Regions from separate parts of the Homo sapiens genome. Here region 1 is linked to region 2. A link is a loop called in an ENCODE intact Hi-C map of the cell type or tissue named here. Cell type or tissue: A673. All regions are shown on one strand.

Region 1 (8,000 bases), 300 kb before region 2:
ACGCGTGGCAACCAGCAGTGTATACGTAAAGCAATAGGGTGTGGGTCACTTTAAGTTCATGGGGAAATGCCTGAATGGTCCCTTTAAAGGAGGCAGTGGGAAAGTGGGAGCCCCCGCCTGCTAGGCAGGAGAGATACCCTAAGTTCTTTACTCTGGCCACCAGCTTGAGCCATTTGGGTGTGGCAGAGAACTGGAAACTGTGTCACAGGTAACTGAGACCTGCTTCTGGTCTGAAAAGGTTAGAACTATATTCAAAATAAAGGACAAGGCGATATAAAAATCATAGAAATTCACTACAGCAACTAACATAAAGTCTTCCAATGTAAGAACATATTTTCTATTCTCTGATGTGCTTTAATTTCATAGGCCATAGTAGCAGATAATGTACATCTCTTTAAAGAATAAAGTAGGGCCATTGTAATAAATATGAAAAACATACATGAAGATGTAATTTTATTAAAGATTTAATGAAGACTGCAGTGAATTGATAAAAAGAAATAAATTACCTATGGAAATATCCCTATAATATGTTAGTGTATAATTTGCCTTTCTTGTTAACAGAAAAATTCAGACATATTTTTACTTAATATTGCTAAGACCATAGATTAAATTAGTGGTAAAGTCATCTATGAAATTCCAATTCACCAACAGCCAGTCAAATTCAATTATATTTTGTAATGCTATGATTTGTTAGTTCCTGCATTTTACTGTATTATCTAAATTTATGTTAAAGTATGACATAAAAACATTATTTTCAAAATGTAACTTCTATGGTAAACTTAATCCTATACTTCACAGGGATTAATGTAAAGCAGAAGCACACACAAATATACATGCACATTTAAGAACTGTGTTTGCACTTTCTCTTTTTAATAAGTAGAAATCATACTTCATTAAGGTTTCTTGCAAACATGTTTTAAAGAGCTGAACTTTTTGTCATAATGAATTACAACTTGATGAGTTAAAGGAAACAGTAAAGTTGTCAAAATAGGATAAGAAATAATTTTTGATGCTCAACACAAATTCATTGGAGACAATGGAGCACGTGTGGTAACTTGGCTCTTGCCCATTTTCTCTATCCACAGCAAATATCTTCTCAAAATAGGAAGATGCTCCACACTTATCTCAGGAAAGTATTTCATTGCTAGCGGCAGTGTAGTCAAAAGTTTTGAAACTCTGCTCATTATGTGAAGAAAGAGCTTAACAAGCATGCATGAAATACTGTACTGCCTCTAACTTGCTCTTCTTTCTGGATTTACAGAGTTTAATGAATCATTTAACAAAAACAGCCTAACTACCCAGGCATATAAAAGTCTGATTCATTCATCACCCAAAAGCCTTAACCACAGGGATGATACAGGGATGTCTTACAAATTGGAATGAGAATTCAACCATTTATTGCAAGCTGAGTCTCCCACACTCCAAGTATTGTTAAGGGTTACATAATATACTTTCCCCCTTATTTTTGAATCTTTAAACATTATTTTCTTCAGTCTTAGTTTTATCTTGGAAAAAAAAAAATCCTGTCCGTTGGTGGCAAATGTTCCTGAAATCTGGGGTGCTACTTCGCTATGCATTAGCTGGATTGGGAACAGTGGTTTATACATAGCAAGAAATAGCAGCTCAGCAAAAACATTTGAATGAGGAAATGAATGCATGAGTGAGTGAAAAATGGAAAAGTATCAAATGAAATGGGTACTGATTTCAGTGCGACGGGACTTTCTAAATCTCTCTGACCACTTACATATCTTAGCATATAAGTCTGTTCTCACACTGCTATGAAGAAACACCTGGGACTAGGTTATTTATAAAGGAAGTAGTTTAACTGACTCATAGTTCAGCATGGCTGCGGAGTTCCTGAGAAACTTACAATCACGGTGATTGCAAAGGTGATGCAAGTACCTTCCTCCCAAGGCGACAGGAAGGAGATTGCAAAAGGGGAAGAGCCCCTTATAAAACCATCAGATCTCGTGAGAACTCACTCACTATCACGAGAACAGCATGGGAGAAACCGCCCCCCATGATCCAATCACCCGCTACCAAGCCCTCTCCCTTGACACATGGGGATTACAATTCAAGATGAGATTTGGGTGGAGACGCAGCCAAACCATAACACTCAGGTATTAACGCATGTCAAAGGGATCGCTACCAGGTTCCTTTTATGGCCAGAGTCACTTGACAACCTAAGTTGCTATTAGAAGTTGAGCACTTCTGTGTGGAAGGACAGAGGAAAAAAAAAAAAAATCTTCCCACTCAAGGCACTTAGAGGCATAATTAGAGTGGGACTGATAAAACACAGGAAGATCCAGTGCATTGACTAGGGAAAGGAGAGGTTAGCCAGATCGTCCATTTCCTCCTACAGATGCTTGTCTTATAAAATGAAAAGCAAAGCAAAACAGAATCATCTTCATTTCACTAACGTAGGCTTCAGAAACGTTGAGTTGTAACCTTATTTCTTTCTGGGGCTGTCCAGGTAACCCAGGAAAGAACAGTTCATCCCTGTGTACTTGAGTTCCTTTCTCTCTAAAATTAGGATATTAATTTTGACATCTGAAGGCTGTTTGAGAAAAAATGAAATTTTATTCCTGAAATTGACTTAAAAACAGTTAAGTGCTATACAAATCTAACGTGTTAAACTTTTAAAGATGAGTTGAAGCTGACAGCTGAAGGAAGCAGAAATGGGTACTGAATATTTATGTTAAACCTAGAAATTTCTATAGCCAGAAGTACAAGTCAGAATTATTGCAAAGTAGGCTCACAAGTTCCAAAATTGTTGAAAATGACATCTCTGCCTGACAGCTACAAGGGAACTTATCCAGTGAGTCTTCACCTCAAAGTAACTAAAGAATATTTTTTTAAAAGACAAAAACACAAGCATATGATTATATCCTTTCTGTCCATCTTCCTGGCTCAAATACCTGGGGTCTGTTTCAGTCATGTGTCCCTTTAAATCCACTGGGTGATGCATCAAGACAGGTAATAGCGATTCCTCAACCTCTAATTTATGCCTCTTATTCTGTTTCTCTTTACTGACAATCTCCATTTTTCTATAGGAAGACAAATCCTAGTTTGTTAAAAAAAAAAATGGTAAACATAAACAAGCAAAAATAAAAACTGGGGGAAATGATTGGGATTAAATAGCAGAAATTTGCAAATTAGAAAACCCATTCTGTGCTCAATATCCGTAAGGAAATGCATACTGGACTGGAAACAAATTGAACTTAGAAAAAGATGCACAAGTTATAGTATTACTAAATGCATAACACGTATAAAGACTTCCTTCCTTCCTTCCCTCCCTCTCTCCCTTCCTTTCTTCCTTTTTCCATCCCTCCCTTCCTCCCTTTCTTCCTGCCTTTCTTCCTTCCTTCCCTCTTCCTCTTCATTTTTCTTCCTCACTTCTTTCCATTTTCCATCTTTCCTAACTTCCATCTTCCTTCTATTCCTCACCTCTTATGTCCAGTTTTCTCTATTTCCTTATTCCTTTCTCTCTTTTTTTGTTTCAACTTTTTGATTTCTCTCCCTTTCTCTGTACGTTTTATTATTTTTCCTTCTTTTATCTTCCTTTTTTCTTTCATTTTTTTTTTTTTTTTGGCTTATATGTATTAAAGTCAGCCCTCTGTATCCACAGCTTCTGCTTCTATGGATTCAATTAGCTGTGGATAGAAAATATTAAAAAAAAAATAGAACAATAAATACAGACTTAAAAGTTCTCTATAAAAACTAAATAACACTTTATATTTAGTATTATAAATTATCCAGAGATGATTTAAAAGGAGAAGGTGCATTGGTTATATGCAAATTCTACCAGCCTGGGCAACATAGCATGACCCTGTCTTTATAAAAAATTAAATTAAATTTAAAAATAGAAACTAAAAAAAGACAAAATGGATAGACTGTTTTTTGTTTTTTGTTTTTGAGATGGGGCTCTTGCTCTGTCACCCAAGGTGGAGTGCAGTGGTGCTATCTCAGCTCACTGCAACCTCTGCCTGCTGGGTTCAAGCAATTCTCCTGCCTCAGTCTCCTGAGTAGCTGGGATTACAGGTGCATGCAACCACGCCCAGCTTAGTTTTGCATTCTTAGTAGAGACAGGGTTTCACCATGTTGGTCAGGCTGCTCTCGACCTCCTGACCTTGTGATCCGCCTACCTCGGCTTCCCCAAGTGCTGGATTACAGGCGTGAGACTATTCTAAACATATGCTGCTAGAAGGAAACATATGCTGCCACTATTTTATAGAAAGGACTGTAACAACGGTGTATTTTGGTCTCTGTAGGGAATCCTAGAACCAGTCCTCCATGGATGGTGAGAGACAACTGCATATTATATTATGTAATAGAAACATATTGATCTTATAACTGGAAAAAACTTCTACATATATATAAAATATTTAGATTTCAAATAAGCTGTTCAGAAAAGACAGACTGAAAAAGAGTTCACCTCTTGAACTCTTCAGTAATCTATTGGCTCTGGGTACCCTGGACTTTCTTCAATAAAATTACTCCTTGATTTGAAGAAAAGTGACTGAAGAAGCTGCAGGAAATTCATCTTCCAACATTCCAAACTAATTCTACTTCACGAAATCACAGAAGACCTCCCTTGCACTCATTACCCAAATAGAAGAAACTGTCTCAATCTGGCATAAAAAGTGAAGGAAGTGACCAAAGTGGCTTCTCGCTTTACTGACATATAATTGACAAATAAAAATGATAGATATTTAAGGTGTACAACATGTTTTGATATGCATATATTTTGTTAAATGATTACTGCAATCAAGCTAATTAACATATCACCTCACTTAATTTTTTGGTGATGAAAATACTTCTCTTTCAGTAAATTAGTAAATTCAGTAAATACTTCTCTTTCAGTAAATTTCAAGTGTACACCACACAGTTATGAAATATCGTCACCACCTTGTTAAGTCTCCAGAACCACAGTGTTTCTTGACATTTCTGCGATTGCCAATAACACTAAATCAAGTCCATGAAAGGTTATCGACAATAGCTTTCATCACAATCAATGATAAAAGTTCTGTTTAAAATAACATCGCATAGAAATACTCATAAATGTCTTTAGAGCAATGTAAATAAACGATTTTTTATTTCTGAATAAAATAAAAGGTATGTTAACAAGATGATCTGTTTTATTATATCATGTTCGTATATGTAGGAAAGAAAAGAACCAGCCTAGCAAGATATTCCAGATTTAAACTAAGACTACATTTACATCTAGAAAAAAAAAACAAACAAAAATATATATATACACACAAACATATACGTGTACAAGTATACATCTGTAATACATATACTTTAAAATATATTGAATACTGCATTAAATGGAGATAATTTTATAATAAATACAAATAACTGACATTGTAACATAAAATGTATATGCCTAGATAATGTCTAGATGTCAAGATAAGAAGCATATGTATTATTTTAATTGCATGAAAACATGTTTATTAATGCATATATACACTTCATATTCAAATTACTATATTCACATCTTTCTCTACCTGTGCCTTACATCACAGTATACTAAACTATTTACGTAAACAAGTGAGTGTACATGGCAAAACAAAAATATTGCCCTATTTTACAATTTCTCTTGTTTAGTAGTTTAAGCAGCACACTGAATTATAATTAAAAATATCAGTAAAGTGACATTTTGAAGAAAAAATGGCAATGAATGAAAGAAGCTGGACATACTTTAAAGCCAAATACTAGTAAGCATATAGAGGGCAAGGACGCTGTGCCACGTGTTATTCAGTAACTGCCATGTGTGCGAGACTTTAAAAAATCCTCCTGCCCTTACAACATAGCTTTCCCACCAACGTTCTTGATGGTGATAATGATCTTATTTTCTAATACATGTAGTTAATATTCCCCATAGAAAAACATATTTAAAAGAATGGCAAAGGGAGAAAAAATGTTATATATGCACACACATAGAGTTAGATAATCACATTTGTATATATTCTATTATTTTTAATGCATCCACATATAAATCCACCATTTATTATATTCCATTAAAAATACTTTGAATTCCAAAAAAGCTTTAAAATACATGATTCTAAAATGGATAGAAGGCCAGGTATGGTGGCTCATACCTGTAATCCCAGCACTTTGGGAGGCCAAGGCATGATGATTCCTTGCCTTGGAGTTCAAGACCAGCCTGGGAAACGTAGCATGACCCTGTCTTTATAAAAAATTTAATTTAATTTAATTTAAAAATAGAAACTAAAATAAAAAAGAGAAAATGGATAGACTGGTTTTTTTTTTGTTTTGTTTTGTTTTTTTTTTGGGGGGATGGGGCTCTCGCTCTATTGCCCAGGCTGGAGTGCAGTGGTACGATCTCAGCTCACTACAACCTCTGCCTGCTGGGTTCAAGCAATTCTCCTGCCTCAGTCTTCTGAATAGCTGGGATTACAGGTGCATACCACCACGCCCAGCTTACTTTTGTATTTTTAGTAGAGACAGGGTTTCACTATGTTGGTCAGGCTGGTCTCAAACTCCTGACCTCATGATCTACCTACCTCGGCTTCCCAAAGTGCTGGATTACAGGCATGAGACTGTTCTAAACATATGCTGCTAGAAGGAAACATATGTTGCCACTATTTTATACTATGACATATCATGACTACATGCAATGTATTAAGCTACAGAAGAGTATGGTATAGAAGAATAGAAAGCATTTATCCTCTATATTTACCTTTTCTGAAGAAATCTAAGGCTTATTTCAGAGAAAAGTACCTGAACCAAATAATGTAAATAATAAGATCCTAGACTTTGCTGTTTATCTAATGCATGTCTAGATGTTTACCTTAATTTTATCATAAATAATGTCACATAAAAGCACGTATCTTTCAACGGCCTACTGTTCTCACTTGGATCTTTGGAATGGGGGATATTATAATTTAAATATTATTAGTTCTTATGTGTTAAGCTTTTCTGCAATGTTTGGAAGGTAAAAATCCAAACAGACTGAGCATTTTCTATGTCCATTTTCTTGTTCCATTTTATTTTTCCCCCTTGTGGGCTAAAATGAAAATTTTGTAATTAATATTCTTCGTATTGCCTCTTTAATACCATTCTTTTTAGAAATACCTGGTTATTTAATAAAGTCATTTGTTTAAGCAGATTCTTTAAGCAAACAGATTGCTCCTTGGGAACAGACATCTTCAGAAGTACTTTAACACTTTCACAAGGTTAGTCATTAATACTTTATAGAAGTCAGTTAATAAAAAGGAAAGAATATAACTCTTTCCTATACTAACTCTTTCATAAATTGAGAATAAAGATTTGTACTTAGAACATACATTAACTAGTGGACTCTAGAGTTGGATTAGTCAACTATTATAGCAATGAGGACATCATAAAATTACCTGTAGAGCAATTTAAGGGATAGCAATCACTCATGGAGTGCCTTCCTGCAAGGCAGGCATCAGGACAGCTATTCCTAATTTATTACCTAATTTAATCATCTCAACTTTCCAAGATACATATGCATCTCTACTTTCCCATTGAAAATAACAGAAATACTGAAATTAAATAAATAACATTTTCAATGTCAAAACCCAGAAACTTTGGATGGTAGGACCAAAATTAACTTCTGAGCCCATTCCCATTCCCTTCTAATACATTACCTTACCTCAAGTGGGAGGAATTAAACAAACCAAAATATAAATGCTTTTGTTGTTGTTGCTATTCTACTTAACCTGATAAAGAAATAAAGGTTTAATCGTGTGCATATGCATTATTCCTTTCCCTTAAAATTTGGATACTGCAGAAAGAACAATAAATGTTTGTGTATAAAACATATTTACTTTCTTTAAAGGGTTTTTACATTCTTATCATTATTCTTTCACCATTACAGTACATTCATCATTTTTTTCTTATTTAATCTGTTTCTGTGCAAAATAATGATCACAGAAAGTTACAAAATGAGTCAGATGGACCACAGTAATAATAATTATTATTATAACAAACATTTGGGGTGAAACAGA
Region 2 (8,000 bases):
AGAATCAGTGGAAGCCCTGAGCTTGTTTTCCTGCAACTAGACGGTCCCATTTGGGGGTGATGGGAAACAGTGACAGATCGTCAGACATTGGTTTCTTATAAGCTGTAAGCAACCTAGATCCCTCACATGCACAGTCCACAACAGGGTTGGCCCTTGAATTAGTCCGTTCTCACACTGCTATAAAGAACTACTTGAGACTGGGTAATTTATGAAGAAAAGAGGTTTGACTCACAGTTCCATAGGATTAACAGGAAGCATGACTGGGAGGCCTCAGGAAACTTACAATCATGGTAGAAGGCGAAGGGGAAGCAAGGACCTTCTTCACACGGCGGCAGGAGAGAGAGCGAAGGGGGAAGTGCCACACACTTTCAAACAACCAGATCTCATGGGAACTCACTCACTGTTAGGAGAACAGCAAGGAGGAAGTCCACCCAAATGATTCAATCACCTAATCCCCTCCCAGCAGGCCACTCCCCCGACACCTGTGGATTACAATTCCAGGTAAGATCTTTGGTGAGATATGGTTTGATGAGCCAAACCGCATCAGTGCTCCTAGGAGAATCTATTGTCGCCTGCTGATCTGACAGAAGGCAGAGCTCAGGCAGTAATGTGAGGGATCAGGAGCAGCTGTAAGTACAGATGAAGTTTTTCTGCCTTGCCTGCTCCTCGCCTCTTGCTGTGTGGCCCAGTTCTTAACAGGCAATGGACTGGTACCTGTCAGTGACCTGGGGGCCGGGGACCCCTGCTCTAAGAAATTCAAAACACGTAGCAGCAATGCACTGATTCAGCTCATTCAGTGAATCCAGGCATTAGTTCGACAAGATATCTTGAGCTCTTCTAAGTAACAAGAGCATTGGATACAAAGACAAATAAGGCAATTCCTGGCCTCAAGACTATTATAATCTAATTAGAGGCAAGAGACTGAAAACAAAGTATAATAAATGCTATACGGGATATACAATGTATTCTAATTCTATAACCAAGCCTTTGGAAATTTTATTAGTTTTCTATTGCTGCTATAACAAATTGCCACAAATTTAGTACTTAAAACAACATGAATTTATTCTCTTACAGTCTGGAGGGTGGAAGTTCAAAATGAGTTTCACTGAACTAAAATGAAAGGGTCATCTGGGCTGGTTCTTTCTGGAACCTTTATGGGAGAATCTGTCTTCATGCCCTTTCTACCTTCTAGATGCCACCCGTAATCCATGGCTCAGGGCCCCTCTGACATCTTCAAAGCCAGCTGAGTATCGTCTTCTCTCTTCTCTGGCCTCTGGTCCATTCTTGCACCTTCTCTCTCCGAGTCTGATTCTCCTTCCTCCCTCTTACAAGGATCACTGTGATTACATTGAGTTGAGGTAGATAATCCACTATAATTTCTTCATCTCAAGATCCTAAATTTCATCTGCAAATTCTCTTTTTCCATGTAAAGTAATATTCACACGATTTAGGAATTAGGACATAGACATCATTGTGGGGGAGTGAGGGACATTATTCAGCCTAGCACAAATACTATGGATAATTTCTTGCACATATCAAAATTTGTGTACTTTCAACCATCTTTTGGAATTTTCCTAAGTCATCTTTTTATATGCAAGTCCTCCAAATGTTATGTAATCTGCAGAACTATGCTAATTAGATACAGATATAAAAATTTTGTGAAATAAAACTAAATATATATTAAAAATTTTCCTGTTGTTAATAGTAAACAGTTTGGGTTTAAATGGCAAGTTATACCAGTCCATTAGCTGATTCTCATGTTTCTATACTCATTTTGGCTTGGAAAAACAATTGCATTTTATTTGAGCTCCATTAACAATTTTGAAAAAAAAAATGGCTATATGTATTTGTGTGTATATATACACACTCACACCTCATCACACACACATACTTATATCCATTCCACTAAATATATCCGTTGCAAAAATTTCACACACTCACAAGTATGTTTGGGTTGGAATATTTAGTGTTTAATTAGTTTGGAAGAATTCATAATTACTATATTGAGGAGATTTGGGGTTATGAGTTTACTATTGCTTGAAATTTCTATAATTCCTTTATTATGAAGGTTGAGCAATGTAATTCTCTTGACAGTGTAAATTAATGAAATACCGTAGAGCCCTAATAGATGATTTTCGCAGATTTCTCCATAAGCCGTTATTACTATCTGTCTGCAGAGGCTTATAAACTTTAGGAGCTTCATGGCATCTTCACATCTTGAGACAGATGTTCTGAAATAGTTTTCAATTACATGCCAATTTTTTGCAAGTCTAAGGTAGACTGGGAAGAGAGAATGGAAAGCAAATTCCAGCTTACTTGTAGTCTGACTTTTAGGGGATATCTCAGTTTGAAAGGATTCGTGAGTTCTTGAGGCATTTTCCTTTTTATCACCCCCACTGGATGCCAGCTTATATCACATGAGCACGTGATGTACCTACTATGGAAAGCACTGAACTAGGCTTTTTACACATTCATTTATTCATTCAATAACCATTGAGTTCATATGAGATATATATATATTTTTCAAGGTGCTAAGGATACAGAGTAAAATAAAACACTGTCTTCTCCTTGGAGAAATCCAGGTCTAGTAAGAAAGGACCTGTCACCTATGACTACAATATGATATAATTAATATTGTGATAGATGCAAACAGAGTGTATTATAGGTGCGCTGAAAAAGAGCATATAAATCCAACTTTTAATATGAGAATTTCTTCTTGGTGAATTGAGTTTTGAAATATAAGCAGGAGTTAGTTGAATAGGAAACAGGAAAATTGCATTCTAGGAAGAGGAGCAGCATAGACAAAGCGTGGTTGGTGAAAATGCAGGACATGACATGGCACCTTGAGGTATCAAGGAGAGTTCCCCATAGCTGGAGGAGAGAGAACTTAAAGGAGGCAGTGGCTAGATAATAAATGGTCTTTTTCTAAATTAAGCATTATGGTTTTTTTCCTGTGAGCTACCAGGATAAAATAAAGAAGAATTGGAAGCAGGGTGCTGGGATGGTCCAATTGTACATTAGAAGGATATCTCTGGCACCAGTGAGATGGACATGTTTTTTGATCACCAGGTCTGTTTTGACCTTCTAGAGACTATAATGTGTCCTTGAAGAATAATCTGTAGGACTATATCAGAGTTTCCTGGAACTCACTGCCTTAGGGGTCCATCAATGGATAACCTCACCAGAAGACAAAAGAGAGGAAATAAACATCAGTGAATATATTTCCCTGGTTTCTTTCCTGGTTGTCTCAGAATTACTGTTTCCCTCAACCAAGACAGAACACCTGCAGGTGGCTCCGTCTAGGTGGTACAGCCCCGCCATACTTGTGCTGGGATACTGCACTATCCCCTGTGGTTTCCTTACACTCTGCCTGTTTAGTCCCCTTATTAAACTCTGCTGTAATTCTCCAATATGAATGGACCACTTTTTATACCTTTTATTCTGCCCAAATCCTTACTAATACCACTTTTACTTTTATAACACAGTGAGATTAGTATTATTTTGTCATATTTTACAAGTGAAGATACTTGAATTCTATGTAAGAAGTTATGTAATTTTCTAAGGTCTCAATAAATAGGTGGGAGAACCAGGAATGGAGTGCTCCTCCCTATCTAGAAAGCCCTCCCCTTCTACTCCTATCCCCTCCCCACAGTGCACTAGCAGGACCTCCTTAAGGACTAGGGGAGACCTAGCATTCTGGCAGGAGTGAGGGAGAAACATCTGAAAGGTCTTGTCCCAATATCTCATGCATTTTCACCCTACATTGTGGTAACATGGTGGATCTGTAGAAAATGTAATGTGACTTTCCATGTATTTTGTCTTGTTGAAACAAAACTCATTTTGCCAAGACCTATATTATATATACTATATTTTTATTAAAATATATGACTATTTGAGGTGCATAGTATATTTATCCATTAAATATTATTCCTTCAAGGGATTATAAACTCCACTGAAATAGAAGGTGATAACTTTTTTTCTATCTATTTTATATGAACTTCAACGTACACCCGTCTTCTAATAGGAAGTATTTAACAAATGCTAAAAATATAAATACCAGTGACACTGTAAAAAGATTTTTTTCCAAGCAAAATTCATATGGTTAGCTTGTGTTTTTTCTTTTACGCAAGATATTAAAATAATTTAACTTATTTACATAGAGATTTCTTTCATATTATACCACAATATGGAATAAGGCATTGATATTTTACTAAAGGAACAGATATAAAAGACCAAAACTTTCTTTATACTATCAGTAGTTCCCCTTTTTTTTTTTCAGGATCTAGATTATACTTTCTAATTATATCCCAGCTCCTCCCTCCCCTAGAGTTGTCTTGTCATCTGAACTCTTGGTAAAGTCTTCAAGAATAGAAATGTGTGAAAGTCACTGGTACACTAAAAACCTTAAAAACAGATATGATGCCACCTAGTGGTCCCAAGAAAATGCATTTGCTGGAAGCAAAGTAGATTCAATGAATGTGCATAGAAAATAACTAAGAAAATTGAAGGATTTCAGGCTTAAAAATTAAGGCAAATGCATTTGCTCTCTAAGTATAGATGCCCCTCAACTTGCAAATTGGAAATATCACGAGTGGAAAATGCATTTATCCACCCAACCTACCCGACATCATAACTTAGCCTCGCCTCCCTCAAGTGTGCTCAGAACACTTCCCTTCACCTACAGTTGGGCAAAATCATCTGGCAACACAGGCCACTGAAGAGCCTGGCTTGCCTCCCCTGGTGATGTGATCTCATGGCTGCGTGAGAGCTGCGGCTCCCTGCCACTGTCTAGCAACCACAAGAAAGTATTGCATATCCCTGGCCCAGAAAAAGATTAAGAGTAAAAATTCAGAAATCAAAGTACTGTTTCTACTGAATGCATATCGCTTTCACACAATCATAAAGTTAAAAACTTGTAGATCTAACCATAGTCAAGGACTGCCTGTATATATGTTCTTCACTTATTTAACTTTACATTTCTCAGGGGACAGACTGAATTCATTCTAAAGTGATTTATCTTCTTACAAATCTTTTGTATACTGACAGAATACATTTGAACTAGCAATATAAAAAAGTAGATGAGGCATTCTACAGAAAGATTAGTCTAATCTGAATTAATCAATGAAATAATATTTAATAGGTCATTTGGTGTTGATGTTTAACCCAAGAAAACTTTCAAAGGGGCTCTTCACATTTCTGTGATTTTTTAAATTCATAGCTAACACAGAGCTAAATGAAACGCTATACAACCTTTCACTGTAATATTTACAAATAAACAAATACCCACCTTTCCAAATTCCTCAGAGAATTTAAAATGACAATGGATTTGAAATGCCACAGCCTTCAAGATAATAATTTAGGTGATGTCTGTTATTTAAATTATCAGAATGCCATCATAGAAAGGACTTTGTGTTTAATTTCCTACCTGCCATATTAAAATGTCAAACTATATTATACAAGCTATTAAGGATGACCCCCAAATTTGATTCCATTTTCTATCCAAAAACAAATTTGGTTCAAGGTATGTGCAATATCCACTTTATTACAGGCTAAAGAGAGAAGATAAATACAATATTAATTCTCAGTTTTATCACACAGTCATATCAAATGGAGAAGATGCCTGGCCTTTTGCGCTATATTATTGGAAATAATAAAATAAAGCGTGGTTTAAATTTGAAACACAATTTCCTAATGTAAGTGTGCAAGCTGGTGTGAACTGTGGAGAAGTGAGCATCTGGGGAGAGGACCTAGTGCCGGCTGTGCTTCCCCACATGGATGGCCTCAACTCGATGACTATACATGTTGACCTTCAGATCTTTCAGCACAAAATAATACAGTGTGCTTAGATGACTGTGAAATTCTGCCTGCTTCTACGATGCCACTCTATTTAAGCCGTCAAACTCAGGACTAACAAGAGATTATTTACCTGATTTGCCCTGTAACCATAAAGTTTCAGAAAATTATTTTCCTTTAATTTTGTAAGGCTATTGTGTTCATTAATTACATGTACTCCTCCAGTTGTATAAATTCACCAGGAATAATAATGTTAAAAATCTTGGATACAATTTGCAGAAAACACTAAAGCACATTCATTAAATTTAAACATGTAACTTTGAGACCTTCCACACAGAATTTAAAAAACATTTTCGGCCAGGTGCAGTGGCTCACACCTGTAATCCCAGCACTTTGTGATCCCGAGATGGGCGGATCACATGGTCAAGAGAGCGAGACAATTCTACCCAACATGGTGAAACCCCATCTCTACTAAAAATGCAAAACTCAGGGCCGGGCGCGGTGGCTCACGCCTGTAATCCCAGCACTTTGGGAGGCCAAGATGGGCGGATCACGAGGTCAGGAGATCGAGACCATCCTGGCTAACACGGTGAAACCCCGTCTCTACTAAAAATACAAAAAATTAGCCGGGCGCGGTGGCGGGCGCCTGTAGTCCCAGCTACTCGGGAGGCTGAGGCAGGAGAATGGCGTGAACCTGGGAGACTGAGCTTGCAGTGAGCAGAGATCGCGCCACTGCACTCCAGCCTGGGCCACAGAACGAGACTGGGTCTCAAAAAAAAAAAAAAAAAGAAAAAAAAAATTAGCTGGGCGTGGTGTCATGATGCACCTGTAGTCCCAGCTACTCGGGAGGATGAGGCAGGAGAATTACTTGAACCCAGGAGTTGGAGGTTGCAGTGAGCCGAGATTGCACCACTGCACTCCATCCAGCCTGGCAACAGAGCGAGACTCCGTCTCAAAAAAGAAAGAAAAAAAAAAAAAAAGAAAGAAATTTCATCCGCTTCTGAATTACTTTCTTGAAGGACATCACAATTAATTATGCAAAGGGGGTTTTATTGCATATACTTACATATTTAGGAGGAGATGGAGAAAGGCACAAATAAACCTTCACTACATTTGAATTCATGTGATGGTGAACTATGCCCCTCCCCTGCATTCCATTTATACAGTCTGACTAATAATATGCCTCTATTTAGTTTCCGGCTTCTGGTGGGAATTATATATTAAACATGGCCTAACTTCTTGTTTCTACATTAAGATCATCTTGGGGGAAAAATAGCTATTTCTGCTTTTTTCTAATATATGCCCCATAGTAAGAAGGCATAAACTCATTCTATAGGAAGGGTAATCAATTCCTTAATCATCTCATAAAGGCATAAAAGCAGAAGTTCCTGGTCGAATTCATTTCATTGCCCTTGATCAACAGCAATATCACAGAACTGGACCAAAATGTGTGCCATTCTTAATTTAGAGCAAAAAGACCCTGAAAGAAATTATTAAAATCAACATATGTAGTTATAATATGATACCCTTAGATCAAGTTTGCCTTTTATTTTTTATAAGCTCACACATCTCAGTATAAGAAATATGAGCAACTTTCCACTTTACCCTATAATTCAAGTATGAATATTTAGAAGAATAAAATTTGATTGTTTTCTCAAATATTATATTAAAACCCAAAGAATAAATCAGGAAAGTCCATGAATATTCATGGGTTTCAAACGATGCATCTCTCAGTTTCAATTTAGTGAACATTAATATTCGCTTAAACGTATGAACATAAAACATACAAATATGTATGAATTTCAATACATGATGCTAAAGGCTCTATTTCATTGAGTTGTTAATGACGATATAAATAAAATGAACACGGCTAGAGTATATTATTTTTTCACCAAAATGCCAAAATGCAAATATATCTTTCTAATAAGTTAAAATGGGAATCGGTTTATTACTTGTAATAAAGTGGCTGACAAACCTACTAACCCTCAAGTAATGTTAAAATGAATAACACTTTGGGTAACACATTATTCAAGCTAGGATTTTTTCCCAGCTCTTTCTATGTGCTTTCAAATTTTTTTTCTTTGAAACAGATGTCAGGTTACGGTACCATTATATCCATTTTATAGATGGCTCAAGTAACATTGCAGGATATTAATTAGAAAACAGTTCTTTCTGAGAATAATCTCTTGTTTATATTTTGTTTAACT

Evidence for each region. Peaks named below come from ENCODE experiments on the same cell type or tissue, not always from the same donor. Only the 100,000 strongest peaks of a DNase experiment are listed, where the experiment ranks them.
Region 1: it touches region 2 in a loop (2.5-fold over the local background); 2 of 110 quality-filtered maps call a loop at or near these places.

Annotation. Positions count from the first base shown.
Region 1 is chr18:71,231,142-71,239,141 of GRCh38, reverse strand. LOC105372187 (a long non-coding RNA gene) reads left to right here and starts at 1,984. Exons shown (of 4, transcript NR_188047.1): 1 at 1,984-2,120. In A673, no CTCF peak of the experiment used is centred here; no DNase peak of the experiment used is centred here.
Region 2 is chr18:70,928,847-70,936,846 of GRCh38, reverse strand. No RefSeq gene overlaps it. Among named protein-coding and RNA genes, the nearest start is that of GTSCR1, 280 kb to the right of the region's middle. In A673, a CTCF peak has its summit at 4,446 (motif pointing left); a DNase peak (open chromatin) is centred at 4,406.